Linked DNA regions of Homo sapiens: region 2 is linked to region 1. A link is a contact called in ENCODE Hi-C or POLR2A ChIA-PET data. All regions are on one chromosome and are shown on one strand. Each heading gives the region's core, a stretch centred on a gene start or an enhancer-like site at or near the end of the contact. The rest is flanking DNA. Distances are from core to core; before and after follow the strand shown. Region 1 has its middle 120 kb from the start of SPIN1. Region 2 has its middle 34 kb from the start of SPIN1.

Region 1 (5,692 bases), core at 927-3,426:
TCCACCCTAAAAAGGGTGAGACACACACAGTGCAGACATCGGCCACATGAGAACTGCAGCAGCTTCTTGGTCACAAATACTCATAGCCTGGGAGCAGAGGACACCATACTCTATGCTGTGCAGGCCACACCAAGACACCACACTCCATGCTGTGCAGGCCACACTGAGACACCATCTCCATGCTGTGCCAGCCACACCAAGGACACCACACTCTGTGCCATGCAGGCCACACAGAGACTGCCCTCAGGAATACAGTGAACCAACAGGGCTGTGGGAGGAGGTTTGTAGTGACAGGCGGGGTTGGTGTCTGGTTCCTGCTGGAGGATGTGCTGGGTTTTTGAAAATAATTCTGCAAGCTGGCAGTAAAGTGAAATCTGTTAGGTTGAGGACCAGGTGGGGTTCAGCTGCTCTGGAACTAGCTGGGTGGGGAGCCTTTTCCACTGGGTGGGGAGCCTTTTCCACTGGGTGGGGGGCGCTTCTGGTGAGAGCAGGGGAACTCACAATTAAGCCTTTGGGGCCTGTGAGGCTAAAAGATGTCATGGCGGCACTTTGAAATTTTAGGTCTTGCAATATAGGGGGGACTCTTGCCTTAAGGGAAGGTCCTGGAACTCTCATGACTGTGGACTGGTGTGGGAACTCCTCTTACAGCAAAGTAGGGGTAAATAATGCATTCTAATTTAGAATATATTCTATATTATATAGAGAATTATGTATATAATATATATTATATAGAGAATTATATATAGAATATAAAAATATATATAGCATGCAATAATGCATTCTACTCCCAGTGTGCACCTTAAAAAGAGTAGGAAATGCTTGCCAAAGTGCCTTTCAAAAAAGGCCGTACCAATTTATTCTCTTTTCTACAGTGCGTTATCATACAGAGAACGTCAGTTTGAGAAAGATAACATGTCATCGTAGGTATTTTAACCAATTCCCATGATCGTTAATAAACGTGAAAACACATTTTTTAAATTAATTTATTTTTGAGACAGGGTCTCACTCTGTCACCCAGGCTGTAGTGCACCAGCACCATCACAGCTCACTGCAGCTTTGAACTCCTGGGCTCAGGCCATTCTCCTGCCTCAGCCTCCCAAGTAGCTAGGACTGCAGGCACACATCATCATGCCCAGCTAGTTTTTTTTGTAGAGATGGAGCCTCACTGTGTTGCCCAGGCTGGTCCTGAATTCCCGACCTCAAGTAATCCTCCTACCCTCAGCCTCCCAAGGTGCAGGGGTTACAGGTGTAAGCCACTATACCAGGCGTGAAAATTGTTTTATACATTTGTAGGCCATTCATATGTGCCCAGACCCTTTGTCTGTTTTCTTTTTTTTTTTGGGGGGCTAATATAAAAAATTGATTCGGCCGGGCCCAGTGGCTTACGCCTATAATCCCAGCACTTTGGGAGGCCGAGGCTGGTGGATCATGATGTCAGGAGATCGAAACCATCCTAGCTAACACGGTGAAACCCTGTCTCTACTAAAAATACAAAAAAATTAGCCGGGCGTGGTAGCGGGCACCTGTAGTTCCAGCTACTCGGGAGGCTGAGGCAGGAGAATGGCATGAACCCAGGAGGTGGAGCTTGCAGTGAGCCGAGATGGCGCCACTGCACTCCAGCCTGGGCGACAGAGGGAGACTCTGTCTCAAGAAAAAAAAAAAAAAAAAGATTGATTAATCAGAGTTAAAGTAAACGTAGACTCTGAATATAAACCCTGTATAGACACAGTGCATATACCTGATTCTCTCATTTTTATACTTTGTTTGAAATCTTTTGTTGTATGGAAGTTTTAAATTTCTGTGTAATTATCATACTTCTATCATTTCTGTGCTTAATCTTGCTTAAGAAGGTCTTTTGTACCCCAGTTTTGTAAAACGTGCTCTTATGCTTTTAAAGCACTTTTCATGTTTGTGCCTTTACTCCGTGAGGAATGTGCACTTGCACAAAGTGAGATAGAGATCTAAGTTTCTAATGTAATTGCTCCAGGAATTTTTGTTTCATTCCATTGTTTTATGTGTCTAACTCTGCCAATATTTGAATTCCTAGGGTGTGTGTAATGTACATGTGGTGATACATGCTTTTTTTTTTTTTTTTTTTTGAGACAGAGTCTCACTCTGTCACCTAGGCTGGAGTATGCAACGGCACGATCTCAGCTCACTGCAACCTCCACCTCGGCCTCCTGAGTAACTGGGATTACAGCTGTGCGTCACCATGCTCAGCTGATTTTTGTATTTTTAGTGGAGATGGGGTTTCACCATGTTGGTCAGGCTGCTCTCGAACTCCTGACCTTAAGTGATTTGCCTGCCTTGGCCTTCCAAAGTGCTGGGATTACAGGTATGAGCCACTGTGCCCTGCCTGCATTAAATAGATTTATTAATGTTAAGATATCCTTGCATTCTTGGGATACGCTCTACTTGGTTATGATATATCATTATTTTGGTTCATGCTGGATTTGATTTGATAATATAGAGAGGACTGAAGAGCTGAGCACTGGCAATTAAAGGTGGCATCACAAAGGCCACTCCTTGTCACATTCCATTGGCTAAAACCAGTCACATGACCATGCATAACTTCCAAACGACAGGAAGAAGTAGAGGAGAATTGGATACTGTCCAACAGTATGAGTTTCTATCAGTCAGGGGCCACACCATTTATCATCCAAACTGGAACACTTTTGAGAGTGAAAGGGGCGTTATTAATAATTATGCTGAGATGACATGTGTGTTGGGTTTTGAATATTTCTTCATTAGGCCATGCACGGTGGCTCACACCTATAATCCCAGCACTTTGGGAGGACAAGGCGGGTAGATTGTTTGAGCTAAGGAGTTTGAGACCAGCCTGGGCAACATGGCGAAAACCCGTCTCTACAAAAAAATACAAAAATTAGCTGAGCGTAGTGGTATGCACCTATAGTCCCGGCTACTCGGCGGGGCTGAGATGGGAGGATTGCTTAAGTCCAGGAGGTCAAAGCTACAGTGAGCCATGATCTCACCACTGCACTCCAGCCTGGGTGACAAAGCAAGACCCTGTCTCAAAAAAAAAAAAAAAAAAAAAAGGCGGGGCGCGGTGGCTCACGCCGGTAATCCCAGCACTTTGTGAGACCGAGGCGGGCGGATCACGAGGTCAGGAGATCCAGACCATCCTGGCTAACACGGTGAAACCCCTTCTCTACTAAAAACACAAAAAAATTAGCCGGGTGTAGTGGCGGGCGCCTGTAGTCCCAGCTACTGGGGAGGCTGAGGCAGGAGAATGGCGTGAACCCGGGAGGCAGAGCTTACAGTGAGCCGAGATCGCGCCACTGCACTCCAGCCTGGGCTACGGAGCGAGACTCCGTCTCAAAAAAAAAAAAAAAAAAAAAAAATTTGTTTTTTTTTTTGGTGAATGTGTGTATTTATTGGGTTGAAAAGTTTTCCCCCAAATTCACACCCACTCAACCTGTGAATATGACTTTATTTGGAAACAGGGTCTTTGCAGATGTAATCAAGGTACGATGAGGTCCTCTTGGACTAGGGTAGTCCCTAACCCAATGACTGCCGTCCTTATAGGAGGGAAACTTGGACACAGACACACAGAGCAGAGACTGCCACATGAAGGTGAAGGCAGGGCATGAAGTTAGGTTGCCATAAGCTAAGGGACACCAAGGATTGCTGGAAGCTCCCAGAAGTGGAAGGTAACCCTTCTTCCCGGGGAAAAAAGGCAAGGGGTCTGCAGTCCGCGGGAAGCCAAGCTAGGAGAAGAGGATCCTCCATTCCCAGTCAGCTCTTTGTCCAGGCAACCCTGGTCACTGCAACACACCATCACCATTCCTAATGATGAAACAGTCAATGTATGCCTCTTATAATCAGGGACAACACAGGGACTGTTACCAAAACACCAGAGAGTTTGGTCTAGGTCCTGCTACTTGCTGCACAGAAAACCAATCACTGAGACATGAGTAGTGCAGGGAAGAAGGCTTTAATCAGGTCCTGCAGCCAAGGAGACAGGAGCTCAGTCTCAAATCCATCTCCCTGACCAACTAAAATTAGGAATTTATATAGCAGGGAAGAAATGTAACTATGTGTGGGAGAATGGGAACTAGGGAGGGGCAAGGAAGCCATCATGATGAATGAGAGGTCTGGCATCTCATTATCTGGATCAGATGATCTGGTGAGTTTCAGTCCTTTGATATTTTTTGAGAGGCCTGGGGTCCTTTCCTGAGGAAGGAACTCAGATAAAACAAATGTAAGTTTCAAGCTTAAAGACCAGAGGGCCAATTTCTATGTTTATTAAAAAAAAAACTGTCTAAGGGATTATTGGGTTGGTTTCAGGGTCTTTAACCATGACCACTTTAATATGTTCTGAAACAGAAGTAAGATGGAAAGTAAAAACAAAATTATAATAATCTGAAGATCATAGGGTGATCTACCTAAAATTGGAAACAAAAATCAATAGCAAATCACTTAAAATGAGAGTTCAATCAGTCATACATATTTTTAAAAATCAGTAGTTTTCTGATATACTTTCAATAAGCTGTCAGAAAACATCAGCCAAAATGAATATAATTCATAAAACAAACAAAAATAATGTGTAACATGATACCTAGGTTGAAAGACAAAAAAAAAAATTCTTTTAAAATAAACATCCTGGGTGTGGTGACTTACACCTGTAATCTCAGAGCTTTGGGAGGCCGAGGCAGATGGATCGCTTGAGCACTACTCATGTTGCCATCCTGGGCAACATGGCAAAAATCCTATCTCTATAAAAGATACAAAAACTAGGAGGGTGTGGTGGCGCATTTCTGTACTCCCAGCTACTCAGGATGCTGAGGTGGGAGAATCGCTTGAGCCCAGGAAGAGGAGGTTGCAGTGAGCCAAGATGGCACCACTGCACTGCAGCCTGGGTGACAAATCAAGACCCTGTCTCAAAATAATAAAAAAAACAACAACAACAATGTCTCTCTTTTACCTTTCACCATATTAGCAAGCAAAGGGAAAATGTGTATAGTCGCCATCACAGTTGCTGAAAAAGACATGTAGTAAAAGTTATAATTCATAACCTCAACATTACCTCTTTAATATTGTCCTGATTTTTAAAATCAACAAAATCCAAATAGCGTATAGATATTTCCTTAGCATGATGAAATGTTTACTTATTGTGGAAATAAATTAAATCACCCAAATGAGTACAAGCAAAGGTTGTTTATTACAGCTTGCTGCAGTTGGAGAGTCAGCACCATCGCTGGTGTTTCCAGGGCCTCCTTGGCTGGCTGAGGAGTGGGGAAGCTTCATGGTGGGAAAAGGAAAGGCCTGGGTGGGCCCTGAGGAAGGCTGCTAGCCTGGGGACGCTGGGGTGATCGATTAGAAGGGGGCGACCTATGAAATTGATTAAGGTTTGTCTTTCTCTGGTTGGTCTTAAGTTGAAAGCAGGGGCAAAAATTAGGAGAGGTGACGGTTTTTAAAAATTTTTATTTACTTATTTTTAATTTTTAAATTATATATTTACAAATTACAGTTATATACATTTATAGGTAAAAAGTGATGTTATGACTTTTGAATACAACGTGAAATAATTAAATCAAGCCAATTAAATCTATTCATCACCTCAAATATTTGACATTTGTGGTGATGAGAACATTTGAGATTTCCTCTCTTAGCAATTATTAGCTCGATAGCACTCAATTATTAGTTCTATTTACCATGTTGTGCAATAGAT
Region 2 (5,692 bases), core at 940-3,439, 84 kb before region 1:
GAAACCACTTTTTCCTTCTGGGCCTCTGGGTCTGTGATGGGAGGGACTTCCATGAATGTGTCTGACATGGCCTGGAGACATTTTCTCAGTAGTCTTAGGGATTAACATTAGGATCCTTGCTACTTATGCAAATTTCTGCAGCTGGCTTGAATTTCTCCTCAAAAAATGGGTTTTTCTTTTCTACTGCATCATCAGGCTGCACATTTTCTGAACTTTTATGCTCTGTTTTCCTTTTAAAACAGAATGCTTTTGCTGGCCGTGGTGGCTCACACCTGTAATCCCAGCACTTTGGGAGGCCAAGGTGGGGGATCACAAGGTCAAGGGATCAAGACCATCCTGGCCAACATGGTGAAACCCCGTCTTACTAAAAATACAAAAATTAGCCAGGCGTGGTGGTGCGTGCCTGTAATCTCAGCTACTCAGGAGGCTGAGGCAGGAGAATCGCTTGAACCCGGGAGGCAGAGGTTGCAGTGAGCTGGGATTACGCCACTGCTTTCCAGCCTGGCAACAGAGTGAGATTCCATCTCAAAAAAAAAAAAAAAAAAAAGAATGTTTTTAACAGCACTCAAGTCACCCTTTGAATGTTTTGTTGCTTAGAAATTTCTTCCATCAGATACCCGAAGTCATCTCTCACAAGTTCAAACTTCCGCAGATCTCTAGTGCAGGGCAAAATCCCACCAGTCTCTGTTCTAAAACATAACAAGAGTCACCTTTGTTCCAGTTCCCAACAAGTTTCTCAACTCCATCTGAGACCACCTCAGCCTGGACCTTATTGTTCATATCACTATCAGCATTTTTGTCAAAGCCATTCAACAAGTCTCTAGGAGGTTCCAAACTTTCCCACATTTTCTTGTCTGCTTCTGAGCCCTCCAAACTGTTCCAACCTCTGCCTGTTACCCAGTTCTAAAGTTGCTTCCACATGTTTGGGTATCTTTTCAGCAATGCCCCACTCCCAGTAACAATTTACTATATTAGTCCGTTTTCAGGCTGCTGATAAAGACATATCCGAGACTGAGAAGAACAAGAGGTTTAAATAGACTTACATTTCCACATGGCTGGGAGGCCTCAGAATCATGGCAGGAGGTGAAAGGCACTTCTTACATGGTGGCAGCAAGAGAAAACGAGGAAGAAGCAAAAGTGGAAACCGCCGATAAACCCATCAGATCTCATGAGACTTATTCACTATCACGGGAATAGCATAGGAAAGACCAGCCCCCATGACTCAATTACCTCCCCCTGGGTTCCTCCCACAGCACGTGGGAATTCTGAGAAATACAATTCAGGTTGAGATTTGGGTGGGAAAACAGACAAACCATATCAAGTGCTAAGTTAACTGTAGATATGGCAGCCAGGTATTGGCACTGAGCCCAAACTGGTAGTGTCTGAGTTAGCTTTTCTCTTTTTCTGATATGTTAACTCCAGGATTTTTGCAGATGGTATTTATCAAGTTGAGGATGATCCCCTCTATTCCTAGTTTGCTGAGATTTTTATCCTGAATGGGTGTTTAATTCTGTAAAAAGATTTTTATACATTAACTGAAATGATCACGTTTTTCTTCTTTTTTCAATATAAAGAATTATAATAATTGACTTTTGAATGCTAAACCTTATTTCTAGGATAAGCCCACTTGGCCATGATAAACTCAATCCTATAAACGTATTGCCAAAGTAGATCTGCTAATATTTTATCAGAGTTTTGCATCTATATTTGTGAGGTCTTAATTTTCTTGTAGTGTAATGTCCTTTTTTTGTTTGTTTGGTTGGGTTTTTGTTTAGTTTTGTTTTGAGATGGAGTCTTGCTCTGTCACCCAAGCTGGAGTGCAGTGGCGCTATCTCAGCTCACTGCAGCTTTTACTTCCTGGGTTCAAGCAGTTCTCCTGCCTCAGCCTCCTGAGTAGCTGGGATTACAGATGCCACCACAACTGGCTAATTTTTGAATTCTTAGTGGAGATGGGGTTTTGCCATGTTAGCCAGGCTGGTCTTGAACTCCTGACCTCAAGTTTTCCACCTGCCTTGGCCTCCCAAAGTGCTAGGATTACAGGCATGAGCTGCCACTCCTGGACTTAAAAATATATATATATATATATATTCTCTGCTTTGTCACCCAGCTGGAGTATAGTTGCATGGCATGATAATGACTCACTGTAACCTCAAACTTCTGCTGTCATGTGACCCACCTGCCTCAGCCTCCTGAGTCGATGGGACTACAGGAGTGCAGCACCACACCCAGCTTTTCTTGTCTTAATCAAGTTTTGTTCCAGAATCACACAGGCCTCCTAAATAAAGCCGTGAAGCATTTCCTTCTCCTGTATTTTCAGAAAGAGCTTGTCTAGTATTAAGATTATTTCTTCATTATTTGACATAATTCACTAGTAAAGTCCTTTCTATAGGGGGAAGATTTTTTATTGTGAATTAAGCTTCTTTATAGATATAGGACTCTTTACATATTCTATTTCATTGTGTCAGCTTCGCTAATTGCATGTTTCAAGGAATCTGTCTAAGTTTAGTAAGTTTTGAAAGTGAGTTGCAGGCCAGGCATGGTGGCTCATGCCTGTAATCCCAGCATTTTGGGAGGCTGAGGTGGGCAGATCACCTGAGGTCAGGAGTTCAAGACCAGCCTGGCCAACATGGTGAAACCCTGTCTCTACTAAAAATACAAAATTTAGCCGGGCATGGTGGTGGGTGCCTGTAATCCCAGCTACTCAGGAGACTTGAACCTGGGAGGTAGAGGTTGCAGTGAGCTGAGATTGCACCACTGCACTCCAGCCTGGGCAACAAGAGTTAAACTGCGTCTCAAAAAAAAAAAAAAAAAAAAGTGAGTTGTAGACCAAAAGACAGAAAAATAGCTTAAGCATAGAAAACCACATGGTCAAAGATGTGGCATGTAGTTGTGTGTATACACACAAACTGTTTGTTGCAAGAGCGTAAAGGGTGAAAAGTGGTGGAAACAGAGATTGGAGGCTGAACCTGAGTCAGGCACCTCTGAATCCTCTTTTTGTCTAGGCCTCATTCTGGGTCCTGTCTTTAGCCTGACAACTCCAGTGGAAGCTGTTGAGGCCAAGGGAAAACTTCCCCTTCACTCTCTGAATGTAACTGCCCCATGGGTTCACCTTGCCCACTGCCTAGACAGAGCCAATTTATCAAGACAGGGGAATTGCAATAGAGAAAGACTAATTCACACAGAGCTGGCTGTGTGGGAGACCAGAGTTTTTTTATTACTCAAATAAGTCTTCCTGAGCATTCGGAGAGCAGAGTTTTTAAAGACAATTTGGTGGGTAGGGGGAAACCAGTGAGCCAGGAGTGCTGATTGGTCAGGGATGAAATCACAGGGAGTCGAAGCTGTCTTCTTGGGCTGAGTCTGTTCCTGGGTGGGGGCCACAAGATCAGATGAGCCAGTTCATTAATCTGGGTAGTGCCAGCTGATCCATCAAGTGCAGGGTCTGCAAAATATCTCAATCACTGATCTGAGGAGCAGTTTAAGGCATGTAGAATCTTGTAGCCTCCAGCTGCATGACTCCTAAACCATAATTTCTAATCTTGTGGCTAATTTGTTAGTCCCACAAAGGCAGTCTAGTCCCCAGTCGAGAAGGAGGTTTGTTTTGGGAAAGGGCTGTTATCATCTTTGTTTAAAACTATAAACTATAGGCCGGGCGCAGTGGCTCAAGCCTGTAATCCCAGCACTTGGGGAGGCCGAAGCGGGCAGATCATGAGGTCAGAAGATCGAGACCATCCTGGCTAACACGGTGAAACCCCGTCTCTACTAAAAATACAAAAAATTAGCCGGGCATGGTGGCGGGTGCCTGTAGTCCCAGCTACTCGGGAGGCTGAGGCAGGAGAATGGCGTGAACCCGGGAGGTGGAGCTTGCAGTGAGCTGAGATTACGGCACTGCGCTCCAGCCTGGGCAATAGAGAGAGACTCTGTCTCAAAAACAAACAAACAAACAAACAAACAAACAAACAAAATCTACCTCTCTCCAGAATGCAAATACACAGCAGCTTATCTCAGTTGAATGTTCACAGAAAAAAATAAAATAAAATAAAAAATTAAAAAAAAACAATAAAACTATAAACTATAAACTAAGTTCTTCCCAAAGTTAGTTCAGCCTATGCCCAGGGATAAACAAGGACAGCTTGGAGATTAAAAGAAACATGGAGTTGGCTAAGTTAGATCTCCTTCACTGTCTCAGTTATAATTTTTGCAAAGGCGGTGTCATGAAGGTTTGCTGAAAATCACTGACAAGATGCAGATTAATAGGAGAATAGGCATACAAATTTATTTGATCATAGCTTTATGTGAGACGTGAGTCTTCAGAATGAGGACCCAAGGATACAGGGGAAAGTGTCCATTTTTATGCTTAAGTTCCTCACAATGCACAGCCATGCAGAAATATGATAGGACAGAAGGAGTATGGTCTATTGCAATTAGACTGAGTGGGGAAACCCAGCAAGCCTGTCTATCTAGATTCTTCTTGCCCTCTCTGAGCAGCCTTCCTTCCTTCTGCATGTGGGGCAGGACCCTTTCTGGAATGGGGGTCTTATGACATACAGTCAAATAAGATAGGTCAGATAATTTATTTTTTAAATATCTTTTTAATTAAAATAAATATTTTAAAGAGACAGGGTCTCACTATGTTGCCCAGGTTTGATTGGAACTCCTGGGCTCAACCAGTCCTCCTGCCTCAGCTTCCCAAAGTGCTAGGATTACAGGCATGAGCCACCACCCCAGGCCCAGATAATTTCCTTCTGACCAGTTTTTACACAGAAAGGTGGGTTGGTGGTGGGAGAGTTAGAGTAATATTTTTAGGTTTTTTGACTGGCTTTGGAGAAACAGCGTTCAGGTTTCTACGACCCCCTTGGGGAAGAGGGATTGTTTTCTATGGCTAGCCTTGGGGGAGAGGGAAAATGAGAAAAAGAGGGAAGGAAAAGGTCAGAGAAAAACTTTCGCTTCTGAGGCCTTCATTTTGGGGAATTGATTTCTGAGTCTCAACATAGCAAAGATACTACCACACCAGTTTGGAGAGAATTAACCCTCCGCCCTAGATATCTGATTCTCTGGCCTCCCTTCAGCAAAAATCTTACTAAATCAGTTTAGCAAGAATCCCTGCCCCCAACACCCACTCCAGTTCCCCTCTTAAGTAATTTTCCATCCTCTGACCCCCCTCACTCTGCTCCTTAGCTTTCCTTGTTTTTGTTGTATTGAGAGTTTTTTTGTTGTTGTTTATTTTTACTTTTTTTTGAGACGGAGTCTTGCTCTGTCGCCCAGGCTGGAGTGCAGTGGCACAATCTCGGCTCACTGCAACCTCCACCTCCCAGGTTCAAGCAATTCTCCTGCCTCAGCCTCCGTATGAGTAGCTGGGACTACAGGCACATGCCACCATGCTCAGCTAATTTTTGTATTTTTATTAGAGGTAGGGTTTCACCATATTGGCCAGGCTGGTCTCGAACTCCTGACCTCGTGATCCACCTGCCTCAGCCTCCCAAAGTGCTGGGATTACAGGCATCAGCCACCACGCCCGGCCAGAGTTAGTTTAATTTTTATTATTATTATTTTTGAGACGGAGTTTCGCTCTTGTTGCCCAGGCTGGAGTGCAGTGGCTCAATCTGAGCTCACAGCAACCTTCACCTCCCAGGTTCAAGCGATTCTCCTGCCTCAGCCTCCTGAGTAGCTGGGGTTACAGGCATGCACCACCACG

What was found. A loop is a pair of places that touch in the nucleus more often than their neighbours do. ChIA-PET counts read pairs that join two places held with the same protein, here RNA polymerase II (POLR2A). Pooled maps may share reads with other maps.
Region 2: a pooled map shows a loop between it and region 1 (2.4-fold over the local background). The contact joins two enhancer-like sites. A Hi-C loop is called at or near these places in 2 of 168 maps with a recorded cell type or tissue (PC-9 and mammary epithelial cell) and 2 of 50 pooled maps. POLR2A ChIA-PET finds 5 or more read pairs at or near these places in 2 of 52 experiments (H1 and activated CD4-positive, alpha-beta T cell).

What each region holds. Positions count from the first base shown.
Region 1 is chr9:88,267,460-88,273,151 of GRCh38, reverse strand. No RefSeq gene overlaps it. Among named protein-coding and RNA genes, the nearest start is that of SPIN1, 120 kb to the left of the region's middle. Within about 2 kb of position 2,176, at least 5 of the 41 ENCODE cell types and tissues checked have a DNase peak (open chromatin) inside an H3K27ac peak, as active enhancers do; they include PC-9 and mammary epithelial cell, where a contact is called at or near this core.
Region 2 is chr9:88,351,813-88,357,504 of GRCh38, reverse strand. No RefSeq gene overlaps it. Among named protein-coding and RNA genes, the nearest start is that of SPIN1, 34 kb to the left of the region's middle. Within about 2 kb of position 2,189, at least 3 of the 41 ENCODE cell types and tissues checked have a DNase peak (open chromatin) inside an H3K27ac peak, as active enhancers do; they include PC-9 and mammary epithelial cell, where a contact is called at or near this core.